3 separate regions of the Mus musculus genome follow, and all the other regions are linked to region 1. Evidence: chromatin loops called from intact Hi-C (ENCODE). Cell type or tissue: heart. All regions are shown on one strand.

What was found. A loop is a pair of places that touch in the nucleus more often than their neighbours do. Peaks named below come from ENCODE experiments on the same cell type or tissue, not always from the same donor. Only the 100,000 strongest peaks of a DNase experiment are listed, where the experiment ranks them.
Region 2: it touches region 1 in a loop (2.3-fold over the local background); 5 of 42 quality-filtered maps call a loop at or near these places.
Region 3: a loop joins it to region 1, with 1.9 times the contacts of the local background. A loop is called at or near these places in 5 of 42 quality-filtered maps.

The regions. Positions count from the first base shown.
Region 1 is chr2:148,343,687-148,348,686 of GRCm38, reverse strand. No RefSeq gene overlaps it. Among named protein-coding and RNA genes, the nearest start is that of Gm39957, 46 kb to the left of the region's middle. In heart, a CTCF peak has its summit at 2,951; a DNase peak (open chromatin) is centred at 3,126.
Region 2 is chr2:148,169,319-148,174,318 of GRCm38, reverse strand. Gm36597 (a long non-coding RNA gene) reads right to left here and starts at 3,712. Exons shown (of 3, transcript XR_375096.1): 1 at 3,641-3,712. In heart, no CTCF peak of the experiment used is centred here; DNase peaks (open chromatin) are centred at 2,458 and 3,018; H3K27ac peaks cover 925 bases.
Region 3 is chr2:148,147,329-148,152,328 of GRCm38, reverse strand. It overlaps Gm24221 (a small nucleolar RNA gene), which reads right to left and starts at 1,186; the gene lies at 867-1,186. In heart, a CTCF peak has its summit at 3,671 (motif pointing right); a DNase peak (open chromatin) is centred at 2,728.

The DNA.
Region 1 (5,000 bases):
GACACAGCTCCTCACTCTAATGTTTCCTAGGATTGCCAGAAAAAAATAGAGATCCAGAATAGCCATTTGCCTTGGACTTTGGATATGCAATGAATGATACTGTAGTGCACATTTATAATGTTTATGTGTACCGCTTGTGAGCATAATTATAGTAAAATATTATGCATCCTATAATGTGAATTTAAATTTAACTGGATGTCCCAGCCTTTTATAACCTACTTGTGGTGAATCAAACATTCACATGTCAAGCATATGCTTGCATACACATACTCACGTGGACTCCCATACATGCACATTTACATGCGTGCTTACATACATATATACTTCCTCACTGTATTCTACATGACTTATTATCATAATATAAGTGAATGCTAGAAACATTTAAGTAAAAAACAAATCACTGGGAAGTACTTTTTAAAGCATATTCTTTAAAGGACAGTGGATCCCATATCCTGCAGGTGGCCACTGATATAATTCACTGTTCTTCCTTGGAGTTTTAAGAGAACACTTTCAAGCTCAATGGTTCAGATCAGTCAGTGGGATATAGGCCTCTGCAGGCATCTTGGGATGGTATTTTAAGATACAAAATGTGCGTGTGTACGTGCGTGTGTTTTTGCTTTTAGAGGTCAGTGTCACTGTGCCTGTTATTTTCCCCTTTTATTGAAAATAGTTCCCCCCTTGCAAAACACGTCCTGATTACAGTTTCCCCTCCCTCTACTCCTCCCAGTTCCTCCCCACCTCCCCTCCCATCCGGATCCACTCACTTTTGTTTCTTATTATAAAACAAACCAGCTTCTAAGGGCTAATAATAAAATAAAATGCTATATAAGAAGATAAAACAAAAACTACCACCATGGAATTGGGCTAAGCAAACAACCAAAAGGGAAAAAAAAGCCTAAAAGAAAACATGGAAACCAGATACCCACCCATTCTCACACCCAGGAATCCCATAAAAATGCTAAACTGGAAGCTACAAGACATACACAGAGGACCTGGTGCTGACTTGTGCAGACCCTGGGTATGCGGGCCCAGTCTCCGAATCAATATGTGCTTTGATCATCTTGATTTAGAGGGCCTTGTTTTCTTGGTACTCTCCTTTCTGGCTCTTACACTCTTGCAGTCTCCACTTCTACAGGGTTTCTTAAGCCCCGAGGGAAGGGATTTGAAAGAGACATTCCATTTAGGGCTGAGTGTTCTAAGGTCTCTCCAGTCTCTGCATGTCTGGCTGTGGGTCTCTGTATTTGTTATCATCTGCTGCAGGAGAAAGCTTTTCTGATGATGGCTGAGCAAGGCACTGATATTAAGAATATAGCAGAATGTCGATAAGAGTCATTTTATCCTATCCTTAAAAAAATGTCTCATACTCTACTCCTCCAAGTCCTCTGCTCAACCTCCCCTGTCTCCCAGATCCACTCTTCCTCTCTGTCCCTTCAGAAGAGAAGGTCTCTCAAGGATATCAACCAAATATGGCATAACAAGATACAATAAGACTACACAATCCTGCTGGGAGTAGATGTCCCAGGGTAGTGTGGTGCACAAGGTGGGGCTTCCTCTTCTCTGAGGAGAAGAGGAGGGAGTAATGGGGAGGGGAGGGAGTTGTAAGGGTGGGACAGGTAGGAGAGGAGGGAAGAGGCTACAATCAGGATGTAAAGTGAACAAAAAAATAAATTATTTAAAAAAAAAAAAAAACAAAAGACTGGGCACAAACTCTCATATCAGGGCTGGGTGAGGCAGCCCAGCAGGAGGGAGAGTTCCAAAAACCAGAAAAATACCAAGAGGCATCCCCAGTCCCACTGTTAGGAATCCCACAAAAACAAGCTGACACCCCTAATGTATACACAGAGGACCAACTGCAGACTCACAACCAAGGAGCTTTTCAGTTTCTGTGAGCCCCTATGAGCCCTGCTTACTTGATACTGTGGGCCATGTTCTTGTGGTGTCCTCAACCCCCTGGCTCCTAAAATTCTTCCTCCCCTTTTCCCCAAATTCCAAGAGAAGGGACCCTATTGAGGTCTCTAGTTTGGGCTCTCTCTGTGTCAAGTTTTTGAATGTGGGTCTGTGCAACTGTTTTCATCAGGAGCCAGAGGAAGTATCTCTGATGACAATGGGCTAGGCAACACTGATCTATGAATATAGCAGAATATTATTATGAATCATTTTATTGATTTCTCCCAATATCCTAGGTCTAGGGGTTATCCAGCCTCCAGTTTCTGGTCATCCAGACAGTATTAGGTATGGATTCCCTCTCCTGGTAGAGGTTAGCTACTCCCACAAGTTCTTCATCTTCATTAACCCAGCACATGGCTTGGTTGGTATTTGCAGAGTACCTTCCTGTATCTAAGAAGCTAGCACATTGGAGTAAAGGCTCTATGTAACTACCAGTTTGACCTCTTCATATTATGTGAATTGTGTAGGTGTTGTCTTCAGCATTGTGGCCTTGCTATTGTTTTGTGGAGAGCAATTATAATTGTCTTGGCAACAATTAGAGTTATTTGAGGATTCCCATGGGATCTCTTTGGCCATAAACTCAATTAGATGTAACCTAATCCTGGGACTGGAAGCTTCATTTAGTGACTACAGATGGTCAGTTAAGTCTCTGTCTCCACCATTACTTGGCAATTTCAGTTTGATCAACTTTAAGTATGTATATTTTTAAGGAAGCTTCTTCTATATTAGGTTTCCATACTATTCTTGAAACGGTCCTTAATTTTGGCTGTCTTTCCCCCTATTCCTTATTTTTCCTCTCTCCTCACAAGATCTCCTGTCCTACACACCCCGTTCATCCATAACTACCTATTCTATTTCTCTTTCCCAATAAGATCAGTCTGCCTCGCCAGTAACCTTTGTGGTTCTACTGATATACTAGTTGAGCTCCAATTGCTAGAAAACGGTGGCTTTCACAAAGGACACCATCTACAGGTAGACTACAGAGATCCCAGTCACTGCCAGGCAGCTCCTCAGCTCCTTGTAAACATGTCCCTTTGTACTTCCTATGATCTGGGTGTATTTATTTTACAGAAAGGATTCTCAGCCCATCTGGGATTTGTTTGGAAGAGATTGCCTCTTTACTTTCTTTATAAAAATAACCCTTGCCTTTATGTAACTGGGCTGACCATCAGTTTGTCAGGCAGGCCTCACCTTTTCCTGGGAGTGTCCTTGGAAGCCTTGGTGCCTGTGGCTTAACCCTTCACATGCTCTAGCTCTAGGTTGGTCTCCTGTAGCATACAGAGTCACAGTTCTGGGCTGTCTGTTCCATCTTTTTCTCCAGCATTCCCTGGTATCTGGAGTAAATGTGCATGGTTGTCTTGTCTTTAATGAATGAGAGAGGAAGGAAATGGAGAAACCAAATGGGTTACCACCTTGTTCAATGTATTTGTTACTTCTAACTCTATACAGAGAAGCAATGCTATTAGCAGTCAAACTCATGGGTCCACCCTGACCAGGGCACTGAAAAAAAAAACACTTGGTCTTATAAATAATTGCAAGAATGGTTTAGGAAGTTTCCACTTGTTCTTCCTGCATAGAAGCTGGAGTTGTATGGAAGTGAAGTAGCAGTGTTGCATGAACCAGACCAATAAGCAAAAGGACACAACCCTCAAAGACTGGCATCCAAGGGCTCACTTAGACCAAAGGAAGGAAATGGAAAGAAAAGGACCAGAGCTTGATAAGAACAGAGACAGGAAAGAGGGACTGTGGGAAGCAGTAAAGGGTCGGTGTGCTCTTTGAAGCTGTTGAGTACTTAAGGCCATGTTCCTATTTTAGTTAGGACTTGAACCCATGCTGAGTAGGATTAGAGGAAACTGATCCTTTTGCTAGATTTATCATACCACTGTCCTTCCATCAAGTCAGAGGGGTGAGACAGACACAGATTTGATGTCTGATAGCTAGTGGCCATTCAGCAGGGACATTTTTCCTTGTTCTAAGGAATATGAAGAACTCTTCACTGATTTCCTGAAAAGCCTGGTGATATAGGGATGTATGCAGAAATGCTATCTGTATCATACATGACACTGAAAACAGAGACCATCCAGGAAACAAGGGGACAATGCAGTAAGAACAGGAGCCAGCACCTTGGTCCCCACCCACTGCCTCAGTTTGCCAGTGTGCTTTGGGGGTTTGTAATGACAGACTTGTGGGCTTAGTTCAAAGCAATGCATGTCAATACGTAATAACTTCCTGAAACCCATATCTAAGTATAAATGTGATTCTTTTGACAGTCTGGAGACCTCCTAACAATGTCTTCCTGCAGAAAGACCTATTGTCATGCAATCATAGACTTCATTTCTGAGAAAAGACAATTGTTTTATCACAGGAAGAAGGATGTTGGCAGGGAACAGGAGACCATTTGGCTTTCATCTTTGATTACTTATAAGTTTCCAAATATGTACAGAGTAACACGCAGTCACCTCAGTGCAGACTTCAGTAAACTGGAGCCATCTCAGTATCTTAATGCTATAAAGATAAAAGAGGAGCTGGATTATCACAGAGAGGAACTGGCTCTTACCCCTGAGTGTGGATGTACCAAGTGACTTGTTTCCAAGTAGTACAACATGGAAAGAGAGTAGCTTTAGGGGTGAAGAAAAGATCATGCAGTAGTTTGAGCAGGCCCCCACCAGGTCATGTGTTGCAACTTTAATGCTGAGCTCATATGCTGATGCTTTCAGAGGCAGGGCTTTTATGAAGGGATTAGGTTCTCATGAAGGCATGAGGGTATATATAGTATTAGGATGGCATTGATGACTTTATAAGGACCTAGTGATACACTCCTATAATCCTAACTTGGAAGGTAGAGGCAAGGGGTAGCATTTTGGGTAAAGACTAGGCTATAGCATGAATCTGTTTCAAATGAGTAACATAAAATAAATAAAATCAACATGATAGATAACAACCAAAATGAAAGAAAAGGAGAACTGTGGTGGTTGCTTGCATCCTATTGACAGGTGGTGAGGCAGTGAGAGGCCCTTCCCAGTATGAATCAGATCTCAGTTCCTTCATTGTAT
Region 2 (5,000 bases), 170 kb after region 1:
ACTTTAATCCCTAGTTTAGCTTCTTTATCCAAAAAAACTTGGAGTGATGCCATATACCAGTGAATTGTGAAGATGAAATGGGACAAAATAAGAAATTTATAGAATAATACTACAGAACAATTCCTACAATATATTCTAAATCAATAGATATTACACTGACTAAACAGACGATATCTCAAATGGAGTCTATTAAGTCTGCTAAGAAGATTAATAAGATCTCTGCCTGACCCAACTATCTTACTATCACCTTAGCCTTGCTAGGGGCAAGATGGCCCTCCTGCTCCATTCTTCTTCTCTGTGTCTCCATTTCTATCTTCCCCTTTCTCTTCTCTCCCACTCTCTTGATTGTGCCCATGGCAACTCTAATTTGGGGACTCCTTTGGGAAGCCATAGGTCATGTCTGCTGCTATATCTCCCTGTGCTAGCCATACCAAGCGCCAAGCTTCTCTCAGTGCTAAGAGGGTATTCTGAGTATTCTGGTAGGCTATGGTCCAACTGAGGTTGAAAGTGAGCACTTTCATCTCAGTGTGGGTTCCCTCAAGATAGTGATGGCTTTCAACTTTCACCCTAAGGACATACGAATATTTCTGGCACCTCCATTCCCCCTGCTTCTTTGGAAAAGTACTGTGACATTATTGTGCTAAGATTTTTAGGCACTGGGTTCCCTGTATCTGTATCTTAACATGCATCACAGGTGTGGCCCAGTACCTTTGACATATTTCATTATTTCACAGTCTCTGTAGTTGAAGATATAGGACTTCTGTTACTCTACTTCACCAGCGTTTGAAGCTAGCTCTCCCTACACACCTAATTCTCACCACAGCACTCCACAGCTGCATCTACCATGCCCTACAAAGAGCTACTATCTCCAACCCCTGTTTAAGAAGAGTCAAGTGGCCCAGCACCCAAGCAAACACATGATGTGCAGGTGGCCTGTCATCCGGCCTTCTTTCCAGACTCTATTAAGTCCACCCTCAGGGCTGGTGGCTTAGCAGAGCCAGAACCCCATGACAGTTAGAAAAAAAGACCCTGTCATCTGCCAGTACGTAATACTTGCTTGTGTTTGTCTCCCTCAGGCATGCAAGGTGCATTTTACCTTTTAAAAATGACCTGAAACTTATATTACAAAGGCGCCTCAGCTGTGGTTACTTTGCTTTGTACTGCCTTGAGGGCAGAACATCTGTCAACAAGTGTTATACAGACTAAATCCTTTACTCAACCATGTTAAATCCTCAGGATATTAGCCTTCTTCCTTGCTTTATAAACAAGCTTCTTAGTCCATCACTACCCTTTATCTTGCACTGGCCACCTCAGTATTCCCCACATCACTAACTTTTTTTCTGGCACAATCCTCATCTCTGACACTTAGCAGGAACTCAGGGCAAGAGTTAGCTTGAACGGAGTTCCCTCTTTCCCACACCATGGCCAAGCAGGCAGTAAAAATGCATGTGGTGACCCATTGAGATACTCCCTCTTTGGTACAAAGAGAGCTCTTACTTGGGGCTGGTAAAATGATTCAGCTGTTAAAAACACCAGAGGAGCAGAGTTTGATTTCTAGCCTCTATGTCAGCATATAGTTGTCTGTAATTTCCAGGGGGGGGGTCTGACACTTGTTTCTGATGTCCAAGGACTCCTGACCATATGTAGCTACACTCACACACACACATACACACACACACACACAGAGAGAGAGAGAGAGAGAGAGAGAGAGAGAGAGAGAGAGAGAGAGAGAGAGAGAATGAATGTGAGAAACCTCCAAGTTCTCCAGTTACCAGGTCTGTGTGTACACCATAGTGTTTCAAAAGAGGAACACTAAACCTCCAGCAGCCCAGAACCTGCAGTCCAATCTGCATTTATAGCCCACATAAATTCCAAGAGCCAGACTTAGACACAGTAGGACAGACAGACAGGCACAGGGTTTGTCACAGTGTTGTGACAAAGTTTCATAGAGGTATAATCCAATAGAGGAGCCCTGAGCATCTCTGTTCAGTTTCTACACTGTGAAATGTTTTAATGTTCTTTTCTTTCTTTAAAAACAAAACAAAACAAAACAAAACAAAAAAAAACAAATTAATCCACTGATTTAAGGCAGACTCTCATGTGGCTTGGGATAGCCAGGAACTCACTACGTGGCTAAAGATGACTTTGAACTACTGACCCTCCTGCCTTTATGTCCCAAATGCTGGAATTAGAATTGACCTACACCAATATATCCAGTTCATGACATGTTCTGACCAAGCCAGTGTTTCCTGAATGCTAGGCAAGTACTCTACTAACAGCTACATCCACAGCCTGGGCTCTGATGTCCTGAAGGAACCTGGATAAACAACACTACTAGAGTGTGAGTCTTATAGGAACAACATTGTCCCTTAGACTGGCATCCACGTGACCAGAGACTATGCACTGGACTCTGAAGCAATGTTAGGATTAGAGGGGATGTGGATATTGTTTTTCCCTTGACCTTCCTGTGTCCTTTGAGGGAGGAGCCAGCAGGAAGCAGGGGTGACATGTAGAGATGCCAGATGGTATGTGGGCTGGTTCAGAGAACCCTAACTTTGATATTGGAGTAATCCTGCTGGATTTATCAAGCAATTGAGCCCTTAAGGGCTGCCTCATTTTAGAACTCTGACTTGCAGAGTTTGGTACAACATATTGGAATGTAGATTTTGGAGCATGACCAGTCAAAGGAAACCATTATTCTCATACAATCCCAGGAAACATAGCACTCCTCTGTTAAGATGCTGTTTTAAGGGTCAGCCCAGACTTGTATGGCCATAAACTGTTGTGTGGTTGTCTAGGGGATGCTGTAGCTATAAGCTGCCCACACGCATGGCTTCACCCAGAGGCACAGAGACTGGTGCACATTATCCATCCCTTCCTTCTCTGAGACGATTGCTTTGCTTTGACTGAACTGAGTTTCTCCCTGGGTTTGTTTCATAGACATTAAAAATAGCAGCCAGTTAGGCCCTCTGGCCTGGAATTTCCTGGAACCACCCACTGCAGGACACTGGGCTCAGGCTGTCACGGGCTCTTTCCCTGAGTCGATCCCACTCCACCCTTTGAGTCCAGCAGGAGTGTTAGGAACCAAGTGTATCCAGGGGTGAACTGGTGACATCCCTTCCTGAACCTGGGGTAGTTTGGAACTAAAAGGTCTCTTGGAGCTCTGGCAGTCTGGTTGGAGTAGGCCAGAACTGAAGATTGAGTCTGGTGTTAGAACTCAAGGACTCTGCTTCATTCTGTGTGTGATATTCTTCTCTTTTTAAAAAAAATACATTTTTTAATTAAGGTAGAATGACATCATTTTCCTAGCATGAACTACACAGTATTCTTTCCTTAACCTGCACTTTCTTACTTGGAAAATATGATTCAGGCATTCTCCCTAACTGACACTTCGCCTGTGAGATCACTGGCAACTAAATAAAGGCACAGAGGTGACTCCTAGCATTTCCCAGAGATGGATCTGAAACACGTGGCCCTACTTAGGATGACGTGGGTAACTCTGCTGATCAGGGGCAGCCCCCTACCACAACCCTCAGAGTTCAGTTGCATTTGCCTTTGAGAATACAGACTGTTGAGAAAACAAACAACAAAACAAAACAATTATCAGTCAGAGAGATTCAAAATAGATAGTGGTTCCTACCTGCATACTGATTCCTCGAGAAACAGGAGAGATCACACAGGAAAAAGTCAGGAAGTATGGTACCACCCATCTCCTCCTGCCAATGATACAGGGAAAATTATAGAAGTAGTTAAGAGGCTCACGGGCACAGGTGTATGCTGAGAATAGGCCAAACTACAGATGTTTTTGCTCTCAGCATAATGGACGCTGTCCTACATCATGCTGTTTCTGGAATCACTGTGTGATAAACTATCAGCTTAGAGATGGCAGACTAGTGAGGGACGCTAGGAAGCCTTCGTCTTCCCATGCCTTCCCTGACTATGCTGACCTCTCTTACCATCTTAGAGGGTGTGTTACAGACCTGAGCCCTGTCCTTCAGGTGCCTTTTGGTATAGCTTTCCTACAAGATTAGTTTTATCAAATGCAATGCAGATTCAGCAAACTCAGATCTTGGGTGTATATAGATGGTGAAGGTGCCTATCAGTTGAAGGAAATTCAAGGTCACTCTTTTTTTATTTTAAGTATTTTTATTAGATATTTTCTTTATATACATTTCAAATTTCAAATGCTATCTGGAAAGTTCCCTATACCCTCCCCCCGCCTTGCTCCCCTACACACCCACTCCTACTTCTTGGCCCTGGCATTCCCCTGTACTGAAGCATATAAAGTTTGCAATAACAAAGGGCCTCTCTTCCCAGTGATGGCCAACTAGGCCATTTCTGCTACATATGCAACTAGAGACATGAGCTCTGGGGGTACTGGTTAGTTCATATCGTTGTTCCACCTATAGGGTTGCAGACCCCTTCAGCTCCTTGGGTGCTTTCTCTAGCTTCTCCATTGGGGGCCCTGTGTTCCATCTTATAGATGACTGTGAGCATCCACTTCTGTATTTGCCAGGCACTGGCATAGCCTCATACGAGACAGCTATAACATGGTCCCTTTAGCAAAATCTTTCTGGCATACAAAATAGTGTCTGGGGTTGGTGGCTGATAATGGGATGTAGCCCTAGGTGGGGTAGTCTCTGGATAGTCCATCCTTTCGTCCCAGCTACAAATTTTGTATCTGTAACTCCTTTCATGGGTATTTTGTTCCCTATTCTAAGGAGGAATGAAGTATCCACCCATCGGTCTTCCCTCTTCTTGATTTCCTTGTGTTTTGCAAATTGTATCATGGGTATTCTAAGTTTTTGGACTACTATCCACTTATCATTGAGTGCATATCTAATGACTTTTTTGTGATTGGGTTACCTCACTAAGGATGATATCCTCCAGATACATCCATTTATCCAAGAATTTCATAAAATCATTGTTTTTAATAGCTGAGTAGTAGACCATTTTGAAAATGTACCACATTTTCTGTATCCATTCTTCTGTTGAGGGAC
Region 3 (5,000 bases), 200 kb after region 1:
GGAAAGCCATTCCGTTGTGTCTTTATTTATTCTTTCAGAAATATTTATTGAGCACTCATGGAATACTAGACAGAATGTCCAGCACTATCAATAAAAATAATGAAAAAGGCCAACAATAGAGCAGAAAGTGTGTTTCTGCGTTTAAATATGTGTGTATTTATGTAAATGTGGGAGGTGCACACATGTTATCTGCTGAGCAGAATCCCAGAACAAGCTGGAAGTTGACACCCACAAAGCCTGGTGGCCTCAGTGCAGCCAGGTCTTCCTCGTTTTCTCAGAGCATTCTGCAGGGAGTGAGTCCCTCTGGGACCTCATCTCATGACACTCCGGAAGATACAATCATCATCCTCCCTGCTAAGTGTCAGCATCGTCAAACAAGAGCTGCAGGAACTTTCACTGATGACCAAGTCTGTGAGGGCGACAATGAAACTAAACAAACTGTTCCCACTAGAAATGCAAATCTCCCAGATTCTGCCTCTCAGAGTCCATTCAATTCAAAGGAAAAAGATCTCACAACTGGATGTAGGCAGCTGTAGACCAGCTAAACTTACAGAACTTATAGGGCAGAAATGGCCTTAGAGTAAAATGGCTTGCTTCCCATTGAGGGTGATTTGGGGAATGAGTTTTTCTTCAAGAACAGCAGATGGATGGGACACAGAAAACAAAGGTCTGTCAGCCACATATACAGAGAGCAGAGAGGCAAGCTGTTTAAATGGACCAGTGCTTTTGCCTCCAGATGTGGCAAGCTTTGCCTCAAAGGCTACAATTTGATTGTGTGCAGATTTGAGTCTAACAGTTCCAGACCTATTGTTTTATATGTTAACTGAAAAACTTAATCCAAATGTGTGCAATCTATTTTTTCTTGCAGCCATGAGACCAAATATGCACACTTCATCTGTCAGTGGCTATGACACAGCCAAGTCCTTTGAGACCAGTGACCCTGGTAACTTGAGTATGGCCTGTTTCGACTTCCATTCCAATTTACAACTTCTCCATGGCAACTGAGGAATCACCTCAATTGAGTGAGATGGTTCCTAGTAGGAAAATGTTTGCTGGTCTGCACATAACTTGCAGTAGATGCACATAGCTCTGTCCCTACCAAGATTTACAGACCTGGTAAGGTAATTCTCTTATTTGGCTTGTAATACAAATTTTGTAAAACACTAATTTTGATTCTGCTTTTAGTTTTTCCCAAAATGGAAATGTCTAAGCTAAGTTTATTTTTGGTTATAAAACTAATACATGCATACATTGTTCCTGTCAAAGTCTGAACACTTGATGGAGCTAAATTCTCTACTGAAAACAAACCCAGTTCCTGCTGTCTCCTCAATCAGGAAAAATATTCCTTTCCAAACTTTTGCTACATTCTCATTCCAAACACTTGATACATGCTAAACCCACAAACTCACCTGGACCCGTTCCTTTGCTTTTGTCTATATGTGAAAATTGAGTTTCCACCTAACGTTTGCAGCATCAAATTAAAGGTCTTTACAAAGAGCTGAGGTGTCTGCTATGGTTTTAGTGCTTATTGCATCCCAAACCCATGTTGAACTTTAGTTTCTTTGTCTGAGTACTAAGAAATGAGACCTTAAGAGGTGACTCAGACATCAAATCTGTGCTCCCGTGAATGAAATTGGTACCATCTTTGCCTCTTTGTCCTTTGCCCTCTACCATGTGAAGATGAAAGATCTGTCACTTGGGGGGTGGGGGCGAGGCATTCAACATTCCAGACAGAAGTGGAATTAATAAATCAGCTAGCGCCTAATGTGATGCCCTATTGGGTATCATCCCTCTCACAAGATGGTCCTGCCTTCAGAGACCTCTGTCTTGAGCCTCCAGAGAGGAGCGCTGCTTCTGGCCCATGGGAGTGTCTTGTAAGGGTTTGTAGAAAAATAAGGAAAAGCTAAGTAAGCAATGATTAGACTAATCTAGGCAAAGGAAAAACTTTAACATAGTTTCCCTACATACTTCTTTGACTAGAAAAATATAAGGTAGAATAAAGTCTGTAAATACACCCCAAACAGCATAAAGTAAAATTTATCTGGCCCAGTAGGCCATAAGATGCTTTAGTGAATTATGTGAATGGATATTTCTAAAATCTACTTCATGAAAGTTCAAGTGTCTTGTGGTCTTTAGGCATAATTGCTTATCCTCTGTCAACATGAAGCTCACAACATTCAGTGCTTTCAACAGGCCAGCAACTCACTCTAGGCATCCCTAGACAAACCTTGCCTCTTCACTTGAGAGATGATCACTGGTCTAAGGAAGCAGAAAATATGGCCGCAATGAGCTCTTGGAACTGAGTGCTGTATATTCCAGGAGTGAAGCATCCCTGGCAAAGAAAATCCTGCATGCAGAAGGACCTGGCTCATGTCCACCTGTTACACAACCTGGAAAGATGAACAGCATCACATGTTTACAGAGCTCCTTCCCTAAGCCAAGCATGAACGTATATGGCTGAGACTCATTCTGCAGCACTCTGGTCTGGGTTCCAGCACACCAACTCTCATCTCCTCCCAAGATGGACTATTCCATGATGGCTCATGGATATGACTACAGATCTGCATGAGAATGAGGGTAGGCCAAGTTGAAGCTTGCATTGTCCTGAATAACAGTGGCCACAATGACCTGGTAGCTTGGGACTGTCCCCTTCTGAACCTTTCCAGGCTACTCCCTAGCCATCCCTCCCCCATCATTCCTGGGAGTGGACAACTTCCCTAGTTCTGAATGTCTTTTCCTTCCGCTTGGGACACCTCACTTTTCCTTCAGGAAAGGCAAGTTCCCCCAGGCAGGATGTTCCCCACCCAGCAAAGCAAGTCCTTGAGAAGCCTCAACACTGATGGCAGCTTCAGACTCACAGGACTATTACAGTGGGTGCATAAGAATGGGCCTCATCAGAGTGATAATATAATAAAGTCACAGAAGCAACCATTCTCAATTTGTACAGCAAAAGCTATTTTAGAGACACATAGAGAGTTCCCTAATCATGTAAAACACACCAAATAAACTAGGGTTGTTTTGCATTCTGCCTTCCAATGTTCTTCACAATAGCTACTCTATCCACAATTTCACATACTCTGGTTTGCACTCTTTTTCTTGGCATCCACAGATGCACGACTTCACAGAAACCTTCCAATTATCTTAAAGATTCCATCCTTTCTTCTACATTGCTATGTCTTTTTTCCCCTTGGTAGTGCTGGGCACAGAACCCATAGCCTAGCACATATAGGCAAATGATCTATTCCTTACCATACACATTCCCTCTATGGAATTTCTGTTTTTATTACATTTTCCCTATTCTTGTTCTTCCCAGGGATTAGGCCTCCTCTGAAGAGGCCCCATGCATGATCCCACCCTTTCTAAATTCTCCAAGGACATTCATTATCTTGCAACTGCCTTATGTTTAATTTATGTTCTTTAATTTTTCAACTGTGTGGTCCTAACTAATGCATCTGGTTCTCTGAGAATGATATGTTCTCAATACAGGGAAAAACATTTATACACACAAGAACACTCAGGAAGATAGCCCAACCTAATAAACAAAAAATAAATATGCAAAGTAAAATAAACAGAAAAGAAGTGTGGCCAGTGAGCACATAAAAAAAAAAAAAAAACACATCCCCCATCACTAGATGGCAGAGTGAGGTCAGTCAGGTCTACTGCAACCAGAAGGAGTCAGTGTAAATGAGCTCATATTCAATTTGTGCAAAGGAGAAATCTGCTTGCAATAGAGAAAATAAGGAGAGAGGAAGGAGGAGAATGGAGAACAGGCTGCAGGGGACTCAGATAAGTGAGATGTAGCTAAGAGTCAGCAGCTGTGACTAAGCCTGCAGTATCTACCAGCAGCCTGTCACCAGGGCTAAGATTCTGGCTTCCCTGGTTACTGGGACTGCAGATGGAGCTCTACACTCAGGGAAGGCTGGCTCAAGCAGGACACCATCTTGGCAGTCCATGTGCTCTAGAGAGGGTGGAATTGGGAAACATGGCTAAGCTGTTAGAAATAGTGTTTGTTCAAGTCCTTACAGGTCACAGTAGAGGCCTAGTAAGGGCTTGGGCAAAGAAATAATCTGTCACCATATAAAACCAACCATTTCTGGTGAGATGGCTCAGCAGTCAAGAGTACAAAGGATACCTCTCCTGGGCATATACCCAGAAGATGTTCCAACTTGTAATAAGGACGCATGCTCTACTATGTTCATAGCAGCCTTATTTATAATAGCCAGAAGCTGGAAAGAACCCAAATGTCCCTCAACAGAGGAATAGATACAGAAAATGTGGTACATTCTCACAATGGAGTACTACTCAGCTATTAAAAACAATGAATTTATGAAATTCTTAGGTGAATAGATGGATCTGGAGGCAATCATCCTGAGTGAGGTAACCCAATCACAAAAGAACTCACATGATATGCACTGACTGATAAGTGGATATTAGCCCAGAAACTTAGAATACCCAAGATACAATTTGCAAAGCACATGAAACTCAAGAAGAAGGAAGACAAAAGTGTGGATACTTTGTTCCTCCTTAGAATGGGGAACAAAATATCCATGGAAGGAGTTACAGAGACAAAGTTTGGAGATGAGACAGAAGGAAGAACCATCCAGAGACTGCCCCACCTGGGGATGCATCTCATAAACAGCCACCAAACTCAGACACTATTGCATATGTCAGCAAGATTTTGCTGGCAGGACCCTGATATAGCTATATCTTGTGAGGCTTTGCCAGTGCCTGGCAAATACCCTGGAGGGCATCATCCTGAGTGAGGTAACCCAATCACAAAAGAACTCACATGATATGTACTCACTGATAAGTGGATATTAGCCCAGAAACTTAGAATACTCAAGATACAAGATACTATGTGCAAAACACATGAAACTCAAGAAGAAGGAAGACAAAAGTGTGGACACTTTGCCCCTTCTTAGAACTGGGATCAAAACACCCATGGAAGGAGTTACAGAGACAAAGTTTGGAGATGAGATGAAAGGATGGACCATCTAGAG